3 separate regions of the Homo sapiens genome follow, and regions 1 and 3 are each linked to region 2. A link is a loop called in an ENCODE intact Hi-C map of the cell type or tissue named here. Cell type or tissue: OCI-LY7. All regions are shown on one strand.

Evidence for each region. Peaks named below come from ENCODE experiments on the same cell type or tissue, not always from the same donor. Only the 100,000 strongest peaks of a DNase experiment are listed, where the experiment ranks them.
Region 1: it touches region 2 in a loop (10-fold over the local background); 3 of 110 quality-filtered maps call a loop at or near these places.
Region 3: a loop joins it to region 2, with 4 times the contacts of the local background. A loop is called at or near these places in 73 of 110 quality-filtered maps.

What each region holds. Positions count from the first base shown.
Region 1 is chr2:224,607,302-224,615,301 of GRCh38, reverse strand. It overlaps LOC105373909 (a long non-coding RNA gene), which reads right to left. Exons shown (of 3, transcript XR_923955.1): 2 at 7,984-8,000. Among named protein-coding and RNA genes, the nearest start is that of CUL3, 26 kb to the right of the region's middle. In OCI-LY7, CTCF peaks have their summits at 2,972 and 3,173 (motif pointing left); a DNase peak (open chromatin) is centred at 3,151.
Region 2 is chr2:224,775,510-224,783,509 of GRCh38, reverse strand. DOCK10 (dedicator of cytokinesis 10) reads left to right here. Exons shown (of 56, transcript NM_014689.3): 51 at 5,226-5,372. Among named protein-coding and RNA genes, the nearest start is that of CCDC195, 63 kb to the right of the region's middle. RefSeq lists an enhancer at 4,798-4,897. In OCI-LY7, a CTCF peak has its summit at 4,892 (motif pointing right); a DNase peak (open chromatin) is centred at 4,899; H3K27ac peaks cover 588 bases.
Region 3 is chr2:224,353,494-224,361,493 of GRCh38, reverse strand. No RefSeq gene overlaps it. Among named protein-coding and RNA genes, the nearest start is that of FAM124B, 45 kb to the left of the region's middle. In OCI-LY7, CTCF peaks have their summits at 1,512, 1,714, 3,734 and 3,938; DNase peaks (open chromatin) are centred at 1,703 and 3,913.

The sequences.
Region 1 (8,000 bases), 170 kb after region 2:
AAGAGTCTCTGTGTTTCCTTTCATGGTATAAATGTATGATACATTTTGATTAAACTTTGATGCCTTTTTAATGTCGTCTTTAGAACTCTACATGAAACAGGGAAAATAGCCCCCAGAAAATGAATCCTGATGTACAGTCCTAGGAATCCAGGAATACCCAGAAATATCAAATGTGTGGGGATGGGCCGGGCGCGGTGGCTCATGTCTGTAATCACAGCACTTTGGGAGGCTGAGGCGGCCAGATTGCTTGAGGTCAGGAGTTCAAGACCAGTCTGGTCAACATGGTGAAACCCTGTTTCTACTAAAAATACAAAAATTAGCTGGGCATGGTGGCATGCTCCTGTAGTTGCAGCTACTTGGGAGGCTGAGGCAGGAGAATTGCTTTAACCTGGGAGATGGAGGTTGCAGTGAGCTGAGATTGTGCCACTGCACTCCAGCCTGGGTGACAGAGTGAGACTTCGTCTCAAAACAAACAAACAAAAACAGAAACAAATGTACAGGAATGGATGGCTCCATCTACAAGAGGCTGGCTTCTGTTCATGGAGACAGGGCCTGTGTAAGCCTGCTAAGTGACCCAGCCTCCCGCTCCCTGGAAATCATCCATGCGATGGTAACCACAGTGGCTTATAAAAGTTAAATAAAATAATAAGAAAAATAAGCAAGGCATACATGCATTCATACATTTATAATGTATTCAGGGCAAAAAAATCCATTCAAAGCTAATTGCTAAGCAAATTAACAGACTAACTGAATTGTCTGGAAATGTTTGTTTAGTTATGGGTAACATAATGCAGTATGTTAAATACAAACTATTGTTGACCCTAGAGGAACTTTTATTTAAGAAGGCGGAGAAATTATGCCTTAAAGCATTCATTTTGTAAGTGCTTTGCCATCTGTTTGGGTGAAAGACCATATAAAGGCCGGTAATTACCATTATCACTAATTATCTGTCACTAGAAATCTTTTTCAGTTTACCATTAGCATTAAACTTAAAGCAAGAAGCAGGCTTATTTAATCCTAGAGTAGATTTGTATTCTCTATAGAGACATGCAGTTTACAAAACACTTTGATATTCTAATGTGAACTTTAAGGCCCAAGATATAGTATCCAAGTCAGCTGTACCTCTGTACATGAAACTGCCTGTCCAGTCTTTGGAACCATAAGGCTATATAATGTGGAATCTGTTAGCTTCTAGGTAAAAGGCCAATTACCAGACAGACTCTCATAACTGTTAGAGATTAACAGATATTTCTAGAGGAGACTCTGCTCCTGGCATAGAGGTCACAATCGTTTACAACTCAAGATTCAGTGATTCTGGGCCATGAAAGAAAAAGATTATACGTGTTTAACAGAAGGCGAATAAAACACTCATTCGCTTACCTTATACCATTCACACAAATGCTTAAAACAGTAGTGGGCCCATAGAAGAAGCCTTATAAACACTGCTGTTGTTGTTGTCATTGTTATTTGTAGTTGTTGTGGAATGGCTTTTGGCTTCTTGGCTTGGATTTTTAATTAGGTCATTTGTAGAGATCTACTAGCTTTATTTTAAAAGTGCTGAGATAACAGATTATCTATTTTTTTTTTTTTGTACTAACTTACTAGGTAGACTCTTATTCTAGTTGCCTTCTTTCAACATTGTTTCAATTTGTGGCTTGATTTCTCTTTCAATGCCCTGTAAAATGAAATTAATCTGCTACTTGACTTGATCCTAGGGTTTACCCAAGAACCAAAGAATATTTTCCAGAAAAACTTGGCAGTTTCCCTCCATGGTGTATCCTCAGACATTAGAGACACCCTAAAAAATCTAAATGCCTGTCTGGCATTTAAATGCCCTTGACAATATGATAGCAGACTGTATCTCCAGCCTCATTACCTTATTGTCCTCTATGTAAATCTTGGGCTACAATAAATCCCAACTATGTAATGATCCTTGAACATCAGTCTAATTAATCTAGAAAATTTACTGAATATGTATATATATAAAATATCTTTGTTTCATGCCTTTGTTGGTACCACTTCCTCTTACAGAAGTTAATTTCTTCCATATTTCATATTCCACCCATTAAGGCCGTATAAGAAATGTATTTGCCCAAACTGCCTTCCCTGGAAAATGCCATCCTTCACCTCAGCTCCCCAGAGCTGCTAAAGGAACAGGCAGAGGTGACCATGTGTTGATCATGTGTTCCCTCTCCTACTTTCAGCTGAATTAATCATGTTGGGTGCAGAGCTGACCCAAACTCGACCAATCAGATTCTTCTCCTGGGAATCTGGAGATTAATAGAGTCAGTTCAACATAGAAAGCTCTGTGAAAGCTCATCTGGGTCTGTTCATGGGTCAACACTATGTCAAACCAAAGTCATAGGCAAGACAAAACTATGGATGATCAGAGACCAAGAGTAAGCAAAGAAAGAAAGTTTGCCAAACAGAAGAGAGCATACTTGCAAAACGATGCATAGAAGAAGGATCATGCAGCCGTGTAAAGAAAAAGCAATGATGATCCTCAGCAGCTCTTCAATTTGCAGCTCCATTCCCAGCTGTGTCTCATTTACGTGAGTGTACTATATCCTAAAAATAAACCTCTCTTTCAGATGGAACTAATTTGAGTGGATTTCCATCCCTTACAACCATTGAATTTTGCCTTTAAAAAAATACCCCTGCTCAGATGACAATTCTTTCATTACACTTTTCTGAATCGTCCCAGCTCGGATGATTCTTGCCTTGCTCTGCTATCTTGTCATGTTCTGCCTGCTTGTGTGTTCTCACTGCCTTCTGTTCACTGCCTCCCCACCTAGAGGCTTAACCCCCCATCCTAAGCCCCGGGATAGATGTTTTACTCTCCAAGGACATTGGAGAAGGCCTAGTTCAATCACCTAGCACCACTCTGATCAAAGTTAAAACAGATAGATTAGTTCGTTCCTATGACAAAACTCCCACCTCTACCCTTGCTTTGATAATTTGGTATGTGAGATCCTCCTAAATTGATCCTACCTTGACCTGACCAGTTATTTTCTGAAACCCCATTTCTAAGGCCGGGGACTCTGGTGGGCCTCCCTAACCTCGGGAAGCTGCTGGTGTTAGAGCAGTGGTTCTCAACCTGGAGTGATTCTGCCCCCCAGGGCACATTTCCACAAAGTCTTTTATCACAACTTGAAGGTGAGGGGTGCTACCGACATCTAGTGGGTAGAGACCAGAGATGCTGGTAAACATTGTACAATGCACAGAGCAGCCCCCAACAACAGAATTATCCAGCCCCAAAAGTCAATAATGCAGAAGTTGAGAAGCCCCATTTTAAAGTACTGGGCAAATGACTTTGAGCAAGTGCTTTAACAATTTTATGTTTCAGAATCTCCCTCCATAAAAATACAGATATATTTCCTGTAAGGATATCATAGGACTGAACACAGTGCCTTTGGAACTTTAAGTATTCTGTCATAATTATTTTTGCACAATGAAAATAAACGTGTTAAATGCTTACGCTATTAATAACCCTTTCCTTATACTAGCTATACATTGAGGTTGGAAAAACTCTTGGGAAAGATGAAGTCCATGTTTACTAATCCAACCTTTCAGAATTCTAAAGGCTTTGGTCATATACTCCTCTTGATTTCTTAAAAATAACATTATTAAAATAAATTATTTGTATTGGGGTAAAATATACATAATATTAAATGTACTATTTTAATGATTTTTAGTATACAGTTCAGTGGTATTAAGTATATTTATATTGTTGAGTAAACATCACTCCCATCCATCTCCAGAACTCTTTTCATCTTACAAAACTGAAACCCTACACCCATTAAAGAGCAATCCCCCATTTCCCCACTTCCTAATCCTGGCAACCACTATTCTACTTTCTGTCACTGTGATCTTGACTATGCTAAGTGCCTCAAATAAATGGAATCATACAGTATTAGTCTTTTTTCGATTGGCTTATTTCCTTTTGCAAAAATTTTTAAATTTTTATATTTTTTGAGACAGAGTTTCATTCTTGTCTCCCAAGCTAGAGTGCAATGGCATGATCTCAGCTCACTGCAACCTCCGCCTCCTGGGTTCAAGTGATTCTCCTGCCTCAGCCTCCTTAGTAACTGGGACTACAGGCACCCGCCACCACGCCCTGCTAATTTTTGTATTTTTTGCAGAGACGGGGTTTCACCATGATGGCCAGGCTGGTCTCAAACTCCTAACCTCAGGTGATCCGCCCACCTCGGCCTCCCAAAGTGTTGGGATTACAGGTGTGAGCCACTGCACCCAGCCTGGCTTCTTTCCTTTAGCATAATGTTCTCAAAGTTCATCTGTGTTGCAGCATGTGTCAGGAGTTCATTCCTTTTTACAGCTAAATAATACTCCACAAATAAGTAAATATGTACATTTTGCTTATTCACTGATCCACAATGGACATTCAGGGTGTATCTACATTTTAGCTATTGTGAATAATGCTTCTGTGAACATGGGTGTACAAATATCTCTTCAAGATCCTGCTTTCAATTCCTTTGGGTATATACCCAGAAGTGGAATTGCTGGTCATATAGTAATTCCATTTTTAAGAAACTGTCATACTATTTTTTACAGTGGCTATACCATTTTACAATCCCACCAACAGTGCACAAGGGTTCCAATTTGTCCACATCCTTTCCAACAATTGTTATTTTCTGTTTCGTTTGTTATCTGTTTTTTATGGTAGCTGTCCTAATAGGTGTGAGGTAGTACCTCACTGCGGTTTTAACTTGCATTTCCCTGAAGATTAATGTTGAGCATCTTTTCATATGCTTATTGGCCATTTGTATGTCTTTTTTGGAGAACTGTCTATTCAAGTCCTTTGCCCATTTTTGAATTGGCTTGTTTGGTTTTTGTTGTTGTTGAGTTTTAGAAGTTCCCTATATATTCTAGATATTAATCTTTTATCAGATACATGATTTGCAAGCATTTTCTCCATTCCGTGGGTTACCTTTTACTCTGTTTAGCGTCTTTTGATGCACAAAATGTTTAAATTTTCATCAAGTCCAGTTTGTCTGTTTTTCCTTTTGTTGCCTGTGCTTTTGGTGTTATATCCAATAAATCATCACCAAATTGAATGTTGTGAAGATTTTGTCCAACGTTTTCTTGTAAGAGTTTTATAGTTCATTCATATTCTCCTCTCAATTTATTTTTAGAGCTTTATTTTTCCAGATAAAGTCTTCAGCCTGGCCGGGCACGGTGGCTCACGCCTGTAATCCCAGCACTCTGGGAGGCCGAGGCAGGCAAATCATGAGGTCAAGAGATAGAGACCATCCTGGCCAAGATGGTGAAACCCTGTCTCTACTAAAAATACAAAAATTAGCTGGGTGTGGTGGCGCACACCTGTAGTCCCCGCTACTCAGGAGGCTGAGGCAGGAGAATGGCTTGAACCCAGGAGGTGGAGGTTGCAGTGCGCCGAGATTGTGCCACTGCACTCCAGCCTGGCGACAGAGTGAGACTCCATCTCAAAAACAAAAAAAAGAAAAAAAAAGTCTTCAGCCTAAACATGTGCTGGGTAAAATACACACAGATAAATTACTCACTGACAAAACCCAAAGGTAGTTAGTGTGTGCATGCACTCACACGTTTTAGAGTATCACTTGCCACTAGAAATAGAAAAAGCTTTTAACAGCAGTACAGAAATAATGCTTCTATGAACATGAGTATACAAATATATCTCTCTATATAAATAATCTATATATAAAATATATGTGTATATCTACACACATACACACACACACACATGATAGAATAGGCTAAACTGCTAAGCAAACCAAAAAAAAAATATATAGCAGTTCAAATCAAAAAAGTTGATTTCTTGCTTAACATCCAAAATGAATACATCCAACTGACAGCAGACTTTCCTCAACGTGATGCTTCAGAGACCCATGCTCCTTCCTTCTTGTGTTTTTTTTTTTTGAGACGGAGTCTCACTTTGTCCCCCAGGCTGGAGTGCAGTGGCGCAATCTCGGCTCACTCCAAGCTCCACCTTCCGGGTTCACACCATTCTCCTCCCTCAGCCTCCCAAGTAGCTGGGACTACAGGCTTCTGCCACCACGCCCAGCTAATTTTTTGTATTTTTAGTAGACAAGGTTTCACCATGTTAGCCAGGATGGTCTCAATCTCCTGACCTGGTGATCCACCACCTCAGCCTCCTAAAGTGCTGGGATTACAGGCGTGAGCCACTGGGCCCGGCTCATATCTGCTTCTTAACCACCTTGTTTTTGGAAGTAACACACACAGCTTCTACTCTTAGGTCTGGCACTAACTAGTCACCTGGTCATTCCTAGATGCAAGGCAGCTGGGAAACAGCTCCTGCTAGCGCAGCTGCCTTCCAGTAACTGTTCTGTGTCTGCACTGTCCAACAGGGTAGCTATTATGTGGCTACTGGGCACTTGGAATTTGGCTCGTCCAAACTGAGGTGCACTGTAAGTGTAAAACGCACACCAGAATTTAGTGACTTAGTATAAAAATAAGACTGTAAACATCTCAATAATTTTTATATTGATTACATATTGAAACAGCAATATTATATATATATATATGGGGTTAAATATATTATTAAAATTGATTTCACTTGTTTTAAAAATATTCTTAATGTAGCTATTACAAAATTTTAAATTACACATGTGGCTTGCATTCTATTTCTATTGGATACTGTTATAGAAATTAGGTTTCTCTGTTACACAGATTATCTATCTTATAGAATCAGGATAGAACATACATCTGGGCCACTCACAGAACTACAAGGAGGAACTGGAAAGATCTCTGAAATCAAAATGTGTACTCTCTTTTTCCTTTTTCCTCCCTCTCTCACTGATCTTTGTCTGACTACCTGCTGGCTTTGCCCTTTTTTCCTCTCTCTGCCTCTATGTGTGTCTCCGTCTCTTCCTGTCTCTTTCATCTCTGTTCCAATCCACTGTGTCCAGGAGGATGGGGTCATGTGGCTTGCTGCCCATTCACCAAAAGTAATGGGAACAGGTTCTCAGGAAGAAGGCACAGCTAGGTCAGACAAACTGACATGTTTGCTTAGCATATAAAATGTGTAAACACGATGTGGGCTTGGCAGCTGTCAACATTCCCCAGTTTTTACACTTAACAAACTATATTTGCTTTGAGGCCTTTTGTAAGTATTCTGTGTTGAATAGGTGACAAATTTAATCTGAGAGTATATTATTCAATTCGTGTCATCACTAAAGAAAACATGTAACTAATCTTTCTTTGTGGGGCTTGTACCAGTGCCCAGAAATAGTCAGCATCACTGACAAGCCTCAAATTTCCAAAAGTGTACCTTGAACTCAATGCCTATTCATATAATAACAGATTTCACCCATAAGACCAGGCTCACCATATGCATCAATTATATGAAGCTATAAAGTTAATAAATGGGTGACATACCCCCAAATAGAACTTTCTTATAGGTCTGGAGCTTTTAAATTTAGTTCCTGAGGGTCTTTTGGGCAGTCTCAATAAAGGGATGACCTTCCATAAATGAGCTGATGAAGAGCAAAGAGATATAATTCAATCAATTATTATTGAATTATTTTATAACCACATCATTTTCTGTAGTTTAAGAAATGTATCCAAGTGGTCCCTGTTAGAACATATATATGTGACCTAGAGATATTATTAGATTACCAGATGCTTTTATATCTTCAGCAAGTATTTTTGTGCCAGACATTATCCTAAATCCATTCTCATCATTAACAATTTATCAGACATAGATTTTTTTTTGGATATTATCTTTCCCGAGGAAAAAAATGGGGCCCATAAAAAAAGGAATAAAGAGCAGTAACTTTTGCTGAAAGATAGGATTTGGTTCACTTTAGAATATGCCCATGAAAAATGAGCTTTAGTGGGATGCGGCAGAGGAACCCCAAATAGCTCGGATGTGGACTAGGACCCTGGGCATTTGGGAGGGAAGGGAGGTAGGAGATAATGCAGAAAGAGGAGGCAGTGGTGCCCACCAAAACACTTTTTGCCTACTTTGTCATTCTGATGGA
Region 2 (8,000 bases):
AAGGTCAGGAGATGAAGACCATCCTGGCTAACACAGTGAAACCCTGTCTCTACTAAAAATACAAAAAATTAGTAGGACGTGGTGGCGAGCGCCTGTAATCCCAGCTACTCGGGAGGCTGAAGCAGGAGAATGGCGTGAACCCTGGAGGTGGAGCTTGCAGTGAGCCAAGATCGTGCCACTGCACTCCAGCCTGGGAGACAGAGTGAGACTCTGCCTCAAGAAAAAAAAAAAAAAAATTCCAGTCTGAGCTTAAAAGGCAAAGTGTTTTGTTAAATTCTCTGACTGAGAACCTGCCTAAGCACGACACTCCATAAGTTCAAACTCAGCCACCTTTGAACAAGGAGAACCAATGGAGGTCATCCTGATAAGCAGCAAATTAGAGCCTCATTCATCATTGCTCAGATGAGATTCAAATGCCTGTCTCAAGACACCACATGGAGAGTGAGAACTATGGGATTCAACAGGAGCAGACAGCACATATCACTTCACATTCCATGATAAATAAATACCAAGTAGACTTGAGCATTCCCCCGAACGTGTACAGAATGAAGGTTCCGAAGATTTAAGATAAAATCTTGACTACTTGATTAGCATAATCTCCATGGTCAGAAATGATTTCTTATTCATAATGGTGCTTTATGTCCCTGTAAAACTTACCTTTTAATATCCAAGTTGACGTGTCTTGCAATGATGTTAAAAAGATTATGGAAATATGATATGCAATAGGCTCTTTGCCTGCACAAAGGCCTTTGGGTACAATTTTTTAGTGTCCCACGCAGACCACTGCTCTCATTTTATAGTTTTGGCTGGGGTATTTAATACTAATTGTGTCTGTAATGAGCCAGACACTAGAAAACAAGTTTAAAACTGATCGTTCATAGCAGGAACTTTAAAAAAATGCAAGTCTTGCACAACATGAATTGTCTAATGCAACACCCGGCATCAGCATCAATATGGAAATTTGACATATAGCAGCCTATACAAAGTGTCCTCCAAAGTGTCCCTGAGGTATTGATTTCCATAGTAATGAAACAGCAGCAGTGAGCAAACATCGACTATAATCAATGAAGTCCTTAGGCCCTGGTATTTAACATGAAAGCAAGTGAATACCCATTACATAACTTAAAATATCAGATGCCCCTGGAATTAATTAAGTAAAAGACCTGGAAGAATTTTATTCTATCCACCAAAGGCCATAGATTCCATAATTTGCAGTCATGCCTATATGGGTGTACTTGCATCTCAGGATCTTAATAAAAAAGGAGTTTGGGGGAGGAGGGAAGGTGCAGGCGTAGTATGGAAAACCATCATCTCCACTTTGGGACATGATATAGCTCTCCACCTATAGGAAAGTCGCTGATCTAGGCCACATATCTATACTGTATAATTAAATGTCATAATTGAGTTCAGATTTATATGCTAAGAGAAGCTACATGAATGCAGAGAAATTCATTCATGTAGCTTCTCTTCTCTTAGCATTTAGCCTAGTATTGACATTTTCTGGCCTGTCTTTTGTATACTAGATTCCTCCTCAAATACATTCTTCTCTTTGTGAACTTTGAATGAGTCTAATAAAATACCAGGGGCCCTAATATTTGACAACACAGTGATGATCCAGGGACATTGCAAGATTCTGAAGTACCTGCAAAAGCATCTGAGGAGGAGTCAATGCTTTTAGTTGTCAGTTTATTGAAGTACATTTTTACCATAATGTATTGCCTTAAAGTTTCATAATCCATGCAGTCCTTGTTTAACTAGTGTGTGTTCTTTCTTGACCAGAGCAGAAGAAGGTGTTTACTGCATTGCAAAATGACATTTTAAAAATCAAACTAGCAAGGGAAGTGCAGAGATCACATTTCCCATTGCCTTGAAATGCAGTCAGCTTATAACCTTGGGGCTAAAGCAAAAGAGAAACTGACCCTGGTTTTCATAACTCTGTGTCCCTGTTTGTAAATCATTTATATCATAGACAGAGCTGAAATTGAAGCCTTCCTTCAGATAGTGTCTGTAGCTCAGTGGGCTTTGCTTTGATAGTTTCCCTGGGTATAAGGTAAGCATGCATTCCAAACATTTTCAGAGCTGCCATTTGTCTGGCTTCAAAACTCTTTACAGAAACCCCAGTGGACAGCAGAGTAAATGGTTTATTCTGCTCCTCCATCTCCTTCTTATTCATTTTACAAAACAGGTTTACATTTCCAAGCTCTTTAGAAAAAGGTTCCAATCACCAATTGATCACTTGCCAAAATATTGTAATGAGCTTCAACAGACCTTTTATAATAAGAAAAACTCAGTTGCCCAGGCAAGAGAAGCTGAAAGTATGTATTTTCGAGCACTGAAAACTGAGTTAAGCTGCATAAAAGCCAGAACTCAAATTGCTTTATAGATACAGAGATTTTTCATCATTGTTGTCATCACCACCAGCGTCATGATCATTACCATCCTCAACATAGCTAGCACTCACCAAAGGCCATCTGTTTACCAAGCGCGGTCCTTACAGCCTCCCAGTAAGTAGGTTGCTGAGTCTGAATTTTCCCATCCCACAGCCCAAGGAGGAGGGATGAAAGAAAGTCACAGGTTATGAGCAAGGCCGCAATACATTTTTTTTTTTTTTAGACAGAGTCTCACTGTGTCACCCAGGCTGGAGTGCAGTGGCTCGAACTTGGCTCACTGCAACCTCCGCCTCCTGGATTCAAGCGATTCTCCTGCCTCAGCCTCCTGAGTAGCTGGGACTACAGGCGTGTGTCACCATGCCCAGCTAATTTTTGTATTTTTAGAGAGACGGGGTTTCACTGTGTTGGCCAGGATGGTCTCGATCTCTTGTACTTTGTGATCCGCCCACCTCGGACTCCCAAAGTGCTGGGATTGCAGGCGTGAACCACCGCACCCAGCCGATGATGACAATTTTTACCTGCCTCCCACCACTCATTTTCTGCTCACTCTAGATTCGGAAATTTGTCAGGGGAAAAATTTTACAGTGAAAATGTGTCTTTGTACTAGTTTTCACACTATGGTGAAAAAGAAAAAATCTTTTCCTGAACCTTAGAGACATTTTTCTACTTGAAATTGAAGTTGCAAATGTTGCTTCAGCTTTAGCCCCATGAGGATTCGCCTGAAAGCTTCAGAAGCCTTATTTCTCTGATGTGTCAGTCTGTCAATTGTAGCCACTAACTCCTGACCTTGAATCAGACAAAACTCCACAAAGACAGCAACAGAAAAAAAACATAGCAGGCTGGAAGTCATGTGGGAGTGGAGTCAGACCTCACTACCCCTACAAAGTCTACAGGAATGACAGGAGCTGCTTTACATGCTTTCAACATCATATGACACTTTGTAGCAGTTTGGGGTCAAGGCATTTATAATTACTTGCATTTTGTCTTGAACATTTCTCGAAGAAATTGTTCAATAAAAACATCTTTATTTAAAGCCGTGGACTATTTTCCAGTTATGCCTGGTACACATACGCCTTTTTAAGATGTGTGCCCTTTAAGAACTCTTTCATTCATCTGCTTGTTCAACAAATAGAGTGACCTCCTCCTAAAGACCAGGCATTGTGCTAAACACTGGGCATGCAATGTTGAAGACACATTTCCCACCTTTAGAAAGCCCAAAGTCAATTAGGGAGATGTGCAAGGAAGCAGGTGATTACCTGATTGCCAAGAATTCTGCTATGGAGTAGACCTTGTTCATTGGCTTCTGCAAAGGTACAGCCACAGCCCACTTAGAATAAAAATTACCCTGTTAAAGATGATCCTATTTACATGTATGAAAGTGCTTTTGAAGTATAAAGCATCATACAGATGTGAGTTTAATCAATATTCTTATATTGTCTCACCATGAAAAAATAATAGCACTGGAACACTTTGCCTATGCTTTTTTTAACAATTAATATTTTTAAATAGTCAAAACTGATTTTTTAATATGGGTAAGTTTCCTTTTGACATCCAGTGTCTTCACCCAGACCTCAAAAGGCATTTCCTTATGGGTCAACTCTACAATTAGAAGAAACCAGATATAGCCTGTAATCCCAGCACTTTAGGAGGCCGAGGTGGGTGGATCATCTGAGGTCAAGAGTTTGAGACCAGCCTGGCCAACATGGCGAAACTCCACCTTAATTAAAAACACAAAAATTAGCCGGGCGTGGTGGTACACATCTGCAGTCCCAGCTACTTGGGAGGCCAAAGTAGGAGAATCGCTTGAACCCAGGAGGCAGAGGTTGCAGTGAGCCAAGGTCACACCTCTGCACTCCAGCCTGGGCAACAGAGCAAGACTCTGCCAAAAAAAAAAAAAGAAACCAGATATCCTTGGGTTCTTAACTCCGAACTTAATCTAGTATTCTGAGGCCACATGTATTCCACAGGAAATATGCTTCTGTGTCTCTTCAAAGAGAAGGAATTATAAAGATTGCTTCACTTAGTTATCTGCAGCTAATAGAATCTTCCCTTCCCCCTGCTTCAAACCAGACAAATAAATTAATAGAGGCTAAAACCTACTTGCTCTTGTGGAATAAAAATGATGATATGATTGCTATTTTTAATCCTATAATGTCTTCCTTTTCAAGAATGTAAAAGATCTCTTAGTAAGGTGAATTGCATGATTAAGTTACATATAGGTAAGTTTCAGGAGGTCCCTGAAGTCATGTTGATGTAAAGTTATTTTTTAAATAGCAGTACTTGGGAGCATAACACATGTAATTTCTGTTACGACAACTACATAAAGTGTTGTGGTTTTTCATCTAAGATTATGTGGGATGCACGTCAGCCCATTTAAATAGCTTTACATGCCATACACCATTTCTTATGTTAGTTTCAAAGACTTACAGGAGATCTTATTAAAAATGATACTGACTGCTCTTTGAATGCTGCCAAAAATTGCTCCATATTTCGTGTTCTACCCCAAGCTGCCACAAGAGGGCATTCTTCCCCCAAAATATATGCAAGTAGGTAGTACCATTGAGTTCTACAAATAGAGAAAATAATATTTGTAAGATATTTCATGAGTTTCTTTGGCCTGGCTAGGAAATATTTACATTAATGTCTGATTATAAGATGATACTTTATTTTCTCACTGTGTTTTCTTCTCCGATTTTGAATTTTATAGGGTGTTAACCAATGGATTAGATGACAACCAAAAACTGTATATGTTTTTTAAGTAAATGGCTTTTTGTTTTGCTTTTGATTTATGATTAGCATTGTCTAATAAAATTGGTGGTTCATTATGTTCCATAGGGCTTTTTTGAAGAAGAAGAAGGTAAAGAGTATATTTATAAAGAGCCTAAGCTGACAGGTCTGTCCGAGATTTCCCAAAGATTACTCAAGCTCTATGCAGATAAATTTGGAGCAGACAATGTGAAGATAATCCAGGATTCCAACAAGGTAGAGGAAAATCAGTATTCATGCAAGTGCTAAGAATTGACTGAGTTTTTTATTCTTTAACTACATTAAGTTTTCATTTTCTGCCTGACGATGCAAAGTAAACTACAAAAACGATTTTAGATGTTTTGCTTGTTTGCCTGTTGGTTGGTAATTTGAGGGGAGGAGGGTCAAAAACATTATATGTGTTTATTTGGGTAACTTTTAAAAAGAGCTTAGTAAATTCTCTACGTCTCCATTGGTTATTTGCATTTGAATAGCAATCAAAGCCTGAAAGTAATTGGGCTCAGTGGTGGAATTGGAGAAAACAGCAAGTTGAAAATATTTATTCAGTTAAGGAAGTCTTCCCAGGCGTATTAGTCAGGGTTCTCTAGAGGAACAGGACTAACAGAATAGATGTATATATGAAAGGGAGTTTATTAAGGAGTATTGACTCACACGATCACAGGGTGGAGTCCCACAATAGGCTGTCTGCAAGCTGAGGAGCAAGGAAACCAGTTTTGTGTCCCAAAACATCAAAAGTAGGGAAGTTGACAGTGCAGCCTTCAATCTGTGACTGAAGGCCCAAGAGCCCCTGGCAGATCACTCGTGTAAGTCCAAGAGTCCAAAAGCTGAAGAACTTGGAGTCTGATGTTAGAAGGCAGGAGGCATCCAGCACAGGAGAAAGATGGAGGCCAGGGTCTTAGCCAGTCTAATCCTTCCACATTCCTCTGCCTACTTTTATCCTAGCTGTACTGGCAGCTGATTTGATGGTGCCAACCCAGATTGAGGGCAGGTCTGCCTCTCCCAGTTCACTGACTCAAATGTTAATCTCCTTTAGCGACACCCTCACGGACACACCCAGGAACAATACTTTGCATCCTTCAATCCAATCAGGTTGACATTTAATATTAACCATCACACTACGCCATACTTTACATTACATTACATTACATTAACCTTTGAACATTCAGTTACCTTCCTCTTGGCTCCAGAAAGCAAATACTTACCTCTTCTTTTAGATTACTCAGCATCTTCTTACACACTGTCGTTCAGTTAGCCAACCTCTATCAAATGCCTGCTGAATGCCAAGCCCAGAACTGAGAGATGAGGCGCACAGGGTCTTTTCCTTCTGGAGCTCACAGTTCACATGGGGCTAAGAAGAGAAGGACCTGTGCAAACAGCCAATTAAATAGATTACAATAAAGTGTCACCAGAGAGTCAAAGTCCAAGTTGTACAAGGAAAGCTCAGGGCAGGGACCTTCCTTAACAGCTCATTCTTAGTTGGGCAGCATTACATAGAAGGGATGATGTTTGAGTTAGTTTTCTGGAAGCAAAGGGCATGCTGAGAAGCCCAGCACATGCAATGATGGGGAGGAATGAAAGAGGGAGATATGTTTAGAGAATGGCAGGTCTTTGAAACACAGTTTGGATAGAAGAGTGTGGCAGAAGATGCAGCTGGAAAAGGTGGTTTGTGCCCAATGGCATACAGTTCTATTGGGCTACAGAAGAGTTCTTTTTTTTTTTTTCTGTCCTCTTTTACAAGCTCAAGTTTGGAGGCATCTGGGCATGAAATCCTTGAGTCTGGGCAGAAATTTCTGTGAATGTGTTCATCATTCTCCTTCTTAGCTATAGTCACCTTCCCCAGGAAGGCAGGCAGCTGGAACTACTTTATTAGTGGCTCTCCTAGGTAGAAAGTATACACAGAGTTCCTGGGGCAGCGTGGGGGGATGAGAAAATGCCAAATTTGGTATCAGAACAACTTAAGAATTCATTCCACCATCCCACCACTTATCAGCTGATGATCTTAGAGAAATTAGCTGGTCACTCGAAACCTCTATTTTTGATGTAAAATGGTTACAATTATACCCGCCTTACAGTGTAATTAGTAGTAGCATTACAAAATAAATTCAGGAGGTCCCTCAAATCTCTGGGACTGGATAGGCAGTGGATGGGTAGACAGATGGAGAAAATTGGAAGAAGTTTTAAAATTCTTTGAGGTTTCATTAGAAAAGCTGAGAACTCCAGCTCTTCCAACTCCAAGGGAGAGCAAGTGCAATTTCCTGGATTTTCTTAGTACCCCCAGCCTGTCTTCCTTGCTATTTGTCAAACTCACTCACCAAAGCAGTTTGTTTAAAAAAAAAAAAAAATGCATGGGATGACTTGTTACAGATAAGAGAAGGAACCTGACCTTAAAACTATAAAATTTTGCAATCATGTAATAGGCTTATCAGCTAATCTGCTAAATTAAACAAGGAATCTCCCTCCTCGGCACAAGCCCAAAGCCAGTGGCCTCAGTCTAGATACATGGGTAAAATCATAGAGGGACCAAAAGATATTTTTTAAAAGTTTTCATTTGAATTACTCTCAAGAAGCTTGCATTCTAGGGCTGGGTGCAGTGGCCCTTGGCTCTAATCCCAGCACTTTGGGAGGCCAAGAGGACAGATCTCTTGAGGCCAGGAGTTTGAGACCAGCCTGGCCAACAGAGCATAACCCTCTCTCTACTAAAACTACAAAAATTAGCTAGGTGTGGTGGCACATGCCTGTAATCTCAGCTACTAGAGAAGCTGAGGCAGGAAAATCACTTGAACCCAGGAGGGGGAGGTTGCAGTGAGCCGAGATCGTGCCACTGCACTCCAGCCTAGGAGACAG
Region 3 (8,000 bases), 420 kb after region 2:
GACTCATGTTAGTTAAGATAACTTTTCAGAGGGGACAGCTGAGGGTTGCAAAGAAAGTTTTCCTTTTTCCAATTTACACAAGGATGCCGTATAGGCTAACAAGAGGCCATGAGGGCATTTGCCCAGACATGGTGGGAAAGGGCCAGTGGCAGAAAGCAATGGCCTTATCAAGGCCATTTTTACCCAGAAGAGGTAAAGACAGCAACTGAGAAAAGGCAAAAAAGACACCTGTCATTGCATATGAGCCTCACAGGTCCCAGTCTTAGTGGGACTACCTAGAATTCCTTTGTTAAAAATCACTGCAGTCATTTTTATGTAAGATGACTCATGTACATCACAGGGACATGCTGATGCCTAACTGATATTAGTGTTAAGTGGATTCTTGTTTGCGTAATACTTTATTGATCATAAAAATTATCTTTAAGTGGAAAAACAATAATCCACAGAAGCAGTTAAACTATATAATAGAAGGATAAAAAATTTCTAAATACTTTTGCTAATTTTCATTCCTAGTTAAACTTTATGCCAAGCAAACTTGCAACCTACTAGATTGTCACGAGGCCAAGTTAGTTGGCAACAAAATGTAAGTTGCCCACGTATATAATTGAGCTCTCCAACTATAACAAGTTCTCATGTTTCATTTCACTCTTAGAAGGAATTGTGTGCAGTATTGACTCATAATTTGTTCTACTGGAGGCTAAAAAGCTTGTCAGGTGGCAATGATTTACTTGAATTAATCAAGAATGTACTAGTTTAAAAAAGTGATTTTTAAGTCTTTATAAATCTCCAAATTAACACTGAATAAAGAAATGTAGAACATATAAAAGGAAATAAAAATGTTGGATTCTTTTCTTTTTCTTTCCTTTTTTTTTTGAGACAGAGTTTTGCTCTTGTTGCCCGGGCTGGAGTGCAATGGCACCATCTTGGCTCACTTCATCCCCTTCCTCCCAGGTTCAAGGGATTCTCTTACTTCAGCCTCCCAAAGTAGCTGGGATTACAGGCATGCACCAACATGCCCGGCTAATTTTTGTATTTTTAGTAGAGACAGTGTTTCACCATGTTGGCTAGGCTGGTCTCAAACTCCTGACCTCAAGTGATCTGCCCTCCTTGGCCTCCCAAAGTGCTGGGATTACAGGTGTGAGCTACTGCGCCCAGCCTAAAAATGTTGGATTCTATCCACAATGGAAATCTCTTCCCAGAATTAATCTCTCCTTTTCCTACCCTCCCATATTTCCTTGTATCTCTGTAATGGCAATGATCACAGTTTGTCTTATAATCTATGCTATGTTGCACATGTACCTGATTCCTCTAAGGAGTAATGAGGGGTGATGAAGACTAAAGATTATTTTAAAAATTATTATATTCTCTAAATTACACAGTAGAATGTTTAGTTCATAAGAGATGTTACATAATAATTCTATGCATTATAGTTGGCCATCATGTCTATGGGTATAAATTTATTCTAATCATGTTGAAAATATCAATATTTCAAAACTGTCTTGAACCTTATTAAAATGTTTTAAAATGTAGATTTCATTATTATTCAATTGTGAATATTATTCATACTTATATTATGATTCAATTGTATATAATTTAATTATGGTGAGGCCAACAGATCAGGAGACAACTGCCAGACTGCCATTGTAAAGATAGCTATTGCTCACAGCTCCTGGTGGAGGGGGCATGCCACACCATTCACGGCCACATGGGAGAGCACTAGGGCAAGTCAGGAGGCAGAATTGGTGAGGGGAATAGTGGGCGAGGACCTTTATCCTGGTTTCCCTGGTGGGGTGGGCTAAGCAGGCTTAGGATTGGCTAGTTTGAATAATTCCAGTGAGCTCTGGGGTGGAGGGACTGCGTCTGGTTGTCTAGTATTTGGCCCTGGGGTGATTAGGGCAGGGGAATATTGGCCTGAGTCTGAGGGCCCTATGACAGATGCTAAAGGAGGTGGCTGGGTGTGGGCTCTGGGGTCGTTGCTTGGCATCTGAAAGGTGCACTTGCAGGTGAGTCCTTTACTATCTCTAGAAATTGGCTGGCCTGATTCAGGCAGTCTGTCTAGAGTCAGCAAGGTCCTAGATGTCAAAGCATCAGAATAAAAAGACACACTTAATACAAGTGCGGAAACTGCTGCCCAACATATAGAACAATCAGAATAGGAACGGCTAACACGCCCAGAACATGTGATTTGTGCCTGGCCTCGTGCCATGTGCTGTGCACCTGTGAACCCAGTTCATTCCCCACGACCCTCGGAGTTGTGCTGTTTTAACTTGCCCAGCAGTATTCTGCTGGTAAGTTTCTAAATTAGAAATTTAGAAATTTCTAGACAGTCTGTCTCTCAAGAACCAAAAGGAAACAGATCTTTTTTTTTTGAGACCAAGTCTGGTTCTGTCACCCAGGCTGGAGTGTAGTGGTGTGATCTTGGCTCACTGCAACCTCTGCCTCCCGGGTTCAAGCAATTCTCCTGCCTCAGCCTCCCAAGTAGCTGGGACTACAGGTGTGTGCCACCACGTCTGGCTAATTTTTTGTATTTTTAGTAGAGACGTGGTTTCACCATGTTGGCCAGGCTGGTCTCGAACTCCTGACCTCAGGTGATCTGCCCGCCTTGGCCTCCCAAAGTGCTGGGATTACAGGCGTGAGCCACTGTGCCCGGCCAGGAAACATTTTTAATGCAGGTGGCATGGGGCGGTTCAAAGAACATAGCATCATAGAGAGGATGAGCTTAGCGAGAAGGTGAGTGCAGAGTGGACTATGCATTCATCCGAATGGAGAGAAGAATGAAAGAATATGTTTCTAATGAATGAAATGTATGTACACACAAAATTTCATTAAGCTAAAAGAAGTGTATACTCTTAATGATACTCCATTCTGATGTTTGTTCTCCATTTGTCCAAATGAACTCAAATTAATTGCCTTACATTAAAATGTACTTTTCATTTATTTATTTTTAATTTTTAAAATTTTTTTATTTTACTTTTTGAGACAGAGTCTTCCTCTGTCACTCAGGCTAGAGCACAGTGGCACAGTCTCGGCTCACTGCAACTTCCACCTCCAAGATTCAAGTGATTCTCCTGCCTCAGCCTCCTGAGTAGCTGAGATTGCAGACACGCACCACCACGCCTGACTAATTTTTTTGTGTTTTTAGTAGAGACGGGGTTTTGCCATATTGGCCAGGCTGATCTCAAACACTTGACCTCGTGATCCGCCTGCCTCGGTCTCCCAAAGTGTTATGATTACAGGCATGAGCCACCGCGCCCGGCCAAAATGTACTTTTTCTTAAAGAAAAATGGAAGGGGGTTGGCTTCAGCAGTGGATGGGTTTTGCCGGTTTCCCCAGCCAAAAGTCTCAAAGTGTTATGGCCACTTGCAGGTCAGAGAGGATATCCCTTCTGAGGGGTCAGAGTAGGGACAGGATGCGTGGAGGTGATGTGATGGTGGGAGGTCCACTTTAAGCCAGGCCACCTGCAATTCTGTCATTGGGAGCACAAAGATGGAGAAAATGAGGCTGGCACCCAGGCCACTGCAACTGGCCTTAAAGAATCCCTACCATTTGTGGTAATTTGTCACAAGGAAGCCAATTTTAGACCATCTGCATCTTGGAAAATTTCAAGACCATGTCTTATTGGAGCTATATCCAAGCCAGTGTAGTCTGAGACCATGCCAGGAACCCACTCAAGAGTCCATCTTGTTCTAGAAGACTAAAACACGTGTCGAAGTAACCCCGCAAGGTCTATATCAAAACCAAGAATCCTTGGGCTTCCTGTAGCATAGCATTCAGTAAATATTTACCCAATTAATTCCGTTTCATTGAAGAAATCTTGACCTGCACAGGGAAAAGGTGTCACACATCCACAATGTACACTCTCACTGTTTTAATGAGTATTTGCAAGTTCCCAGGGCCTTGGGTGCATCTGTAGTAAATGAGCGGGGTACTATCGCCACCTTGCGATGAGAAATGGAAGTATTTTCATTCTGAGAGTTGATTATGCAATGCTTCATTTAAATATGGATTAGTTTCTGTCACTTGCTTTTGATCAGTCCTTTCATTTTCATGTTTTGTTGCCTTACATATATTTACAAGAATTTGCACTAAATTAAAAAAAATCTGCACTAACCTAAAGTTGGTGAAAAACACCCTCAAACCTTTTGAAGCAAGGAAGGGGCCACTGTCGCTGTCTCTACAAGTCCCTAGCCTATGTTTATTCTCAGATGGGCTGAACATAGCAGATTTGGGGCCAAATACCCAAAATACCAGGACATCTGTTGTAATTCCTAGGAACTTCTGACCATTTTAAGCATTCCTTCATAGGTAATTATTACAAATTTCTCTGTGTTTGTCAAAGATGATTGGTGCTACCTCCTATATTGATTTTACTCCTTTTTTTTTTTTTTTTTTTTTTTTTTGACGGAGTCTTGCTCTGTCGCCAGGCTGATCTTGGTTCACTGCAATCTCCACCTCCCGGGCTCACGCCATTCCCCTGCCTCAGCCTCCCGAGTAGCAGGGACTACAGGCGTGTGCCACCATGCCCATCTAATTTTTTGTGTTTTCAGTAGAGACGGGGTTTCACCATGTTGGCCAGGATGGTCTCGATCTCCAGACCTCCTGATCGCCCACCTCGGCCTCCCCAAGTGCTGGGATCACAGGCGTGAGCCACCGCACCCGGCTTCTTCTTTTTTTTTTTTTTTTAAATGAATGAGAGGATTATCTGTTATAAAATCGGGCTACATATTTTGTAAACCTTATCTACAGAGAACATTTCCAACCACTGGAAATTAAAATAAGCAAAATATTACTAACAGGGAAAACTTCACATTGATTCTAAACTAACATAAACCTTTTTAAAATGTATCAGAAACTAGCTTGTTTTACCCCCCAAAATAGGACGTTCATAGATTTTAAGGGTGATCCATCTCCCATGCAATATTCAATCATTTTATTCTCATGAATTGCTGCACGGGCTCTGTAATTTGTCTGCCTCTTGAAGGCGCTCCATGTGGCTGTGACACTATTTTGGAGAGAGGTTGCTGTTCTCATAATATTTCCTCCTGGTCTTTTATTATTCCTATTTCACTCTTCTCATCACCCTCTCACCCCGTCCTTGCTAGCACCCATAACTTTTAAGTGTTATTTAATATTGAGCAGGAAATATGCTTTGTTGAACATGGAAAGAGTGTGTATTTGTAGGGGGCAAAAACAGGCCTTTTTGCTTTTTGCTTAAAAATAAGAATCTAGGTCTTGTTTGCGGCAATAATTTAGATAAATAAAAAAATTAATCAGGATCCTAAAATATGGAAGGTACCTGGTATTTAAAAGGAAGAGTTGCCTGACAATATCTTAAACAGCTCTATAGTCTTAATCTTCTGGGGAGAAACACGAAGGAAATCAATCAAGAAATTATATCCTGAGTCGTGTTAAAACCACTCCCTCCTATTCTAATATGGCTCATTGGAACCCGAGTGGAAACAGGACTGGGAAAGAGGGCTCATTTCGCTACTCCAGAACAATACTTGGCTGATGGAGTCCTTTGGGTTTCCTGAGGGTATGAATTCAGGGCCCTGCTCACCCTGTACATCCCTCTGTCAGAGCGAGGTGGATATCCTGAGTATGATCATTGATTTCTGGACCTGTGCAAAGACAGCATGTCTTAGGCCCTCCTTAGAATCATGTCCTCCTATGCCTTAACACGATAGCATCCCTTTTGGGTTCTAGCTCTGAAAAAGTACGAGCAATTGAGAGGCCAATGAGGGCAGAATTCTCACATCATTAAAAACCCCCAATACCACCCTGACCTTTGAAGATTTAACCTTTGTACAGCCCCAGCTGAGTTCTTGCTGGTTAGGAGGTGCTAAGTGGACACATTTCTCCCAGGCTGTTTGAGGAGGCTCTGAATGCCCTGGGGAGTTAGTACACAGCTCCCACTGCACACCCACAGGCTCAACGGGTGCTCTTCAACTTCCCATGTGGTTTCTTATTGTCCCAACTAAATGAGAAGCTCTTTCATGGGCAGGGAAGTTGTCAAGTCTCTTTAACTCTCAGGGAAGCTCAAGAAATTTATGGGAACTCAATACATGGTTGGGACTGATAATCAGATACAGAATGAAGAATGAGGAGGATGGAGGAGGAAGAAAAAGAGGAGGAGGAGAACAAGAGGAAGAGGAGAACAAGAGGAGGAGGAGGAGGGAAGAAGGAGGAGGATGAGGAGATTTGAGGGATAGTTCTCAATAAAACCCGGGGCATCAGAAGAGTGAAACAGGGAGTCAATGTTCAAAAGCCCTGAATTGGAGCAGAACGATCGCACCTACTGTGATCTTGTCATCTTAGGTTTGGGGTCTTGGATTATCCACCAGCAGACAACAAAAAGTGAGGCAGCATTGTTCGTAGGCTAGGAAAAAAGTCAAACCAATTGTTCCAAAGCTGGTAATAGAGGAGTTTCTCAGCACATCCCTCCTGCTCTCCCCGCACCCCACCCCGGGCTCCCACAGCCCCCGGGGAATCATCAGCCCAGGGCGTCCACATGGAAGAACCGGGTCAGAGGCCACTAATAGACTAAGAGGCATTGCTGATGGCAGAGTTCCAGATTTCCGCCTTTTCCAGATTTAGGCATTTTTATTTTGCAAGAATATCCCCACAGAATGGTGATCAGGCACATCTTAAATTTCTGACATAAAGAAGCCCAGGGGCCAAGAATGCCTGGGAGGCCCTACATCAGGGCGGTGATGGTTGCAGTAGAAATAGCAGCAGCACCAGACAGCACCATTCCAGCCAAGGCAGCCGTGGCCTGAGCTCCTGGGTGGAGGCTGCTGCTGCTGCTCCTCTGTTCCTACGTTCAGAGTTTCATCCCCAGATGGAGGCGATCTGCTCCACCGTCGACAGAGAAGGATGAAAATGACCAATGGTTCCAACAAAAGCTTGACTGTTTTAGTAATGATAGTGGGCAAGTCTGGCAACAGGTAAAAAACAATGACCACGGTAGGTGGTAACAGGTAAGGGATGGTGCCAGCTCTGAGGTCTCGTTGGTGGAGCTCTGGAGGGGATGGGAGAGAAGAGGAACCAGGGTGTTCTGCAGACCTCCTCTGGGCCGGGTTCTGAGACGGCCATTTAGCATCTTTCTTTTTTTTTTTGAGATTGGGTCTTACTCTGTCGCCCAGGCTGGAGGGCAGTGGCACGATCTCAGCTCACTGCAACCTCCACCTCCTGGACTCAAGTGATCCTCCTGCCTCAGCCTCCCAAGTAGCTGAACTACAGGCATGTGCCACCACGCCCAGCTAATGTTTGTACTTTTTTTTTTTGGTAGAGATGGGGTTTCACCATGTTGGCTGGGCTGGTCTCGAACTCCTGACCTCAGGTGATCCACCTGCTGACCTCAAGTGATCCACCCGCCTCAGCCTCTCGAAGTGATGGGATTACAGGAGTGAGCCACCGCTCCTGGCCCCATTTTGCATCTTATTACACTAATTTATATTTACTTTTAATTATGAAATCTTTCAAATATGCAAAAGAGTACAGAAAATAATATCACAGCCTCATGTAATGACACCTAACAGAACAACTGTAAACATTTTGTCAATTTTCCTCACATCTCTTCTGAGGTCTTTTTCAGCTTCTGGGTTTTGAAGGGGTTGCTTTGGGGGCATGCGGTAGAGCCCAGCTGCTATAATTTTAAAAACAAATAAACAAGGAAGCCATAGCCAACATTTGGCTGCTAAGAAGGGCAATCGTGATGCGATTCTTGTGTCAATTCATATATTCTGTTTATTCCTTATTTTCAAAAGTACTTTATAATTTTCGGGTTTTTTTTTTTTTTTTTTTTTTTTTTTGAGACAGGGTCCTGCTCTGTCGTCCAGGCTGGAATGCAGTGGCGCGTTTATGGCTCACTGCAGTCTCGACCTCCAGGACTCAAGTGAGCCTCTTGCAACAGCATTCCAAGTAGCTCTCAAGTAGCATCCCAAGTAGCTCAGCATCCCAGCTAATTTGGATGCTGAGGCAAGAGGATCGCTTGAGTC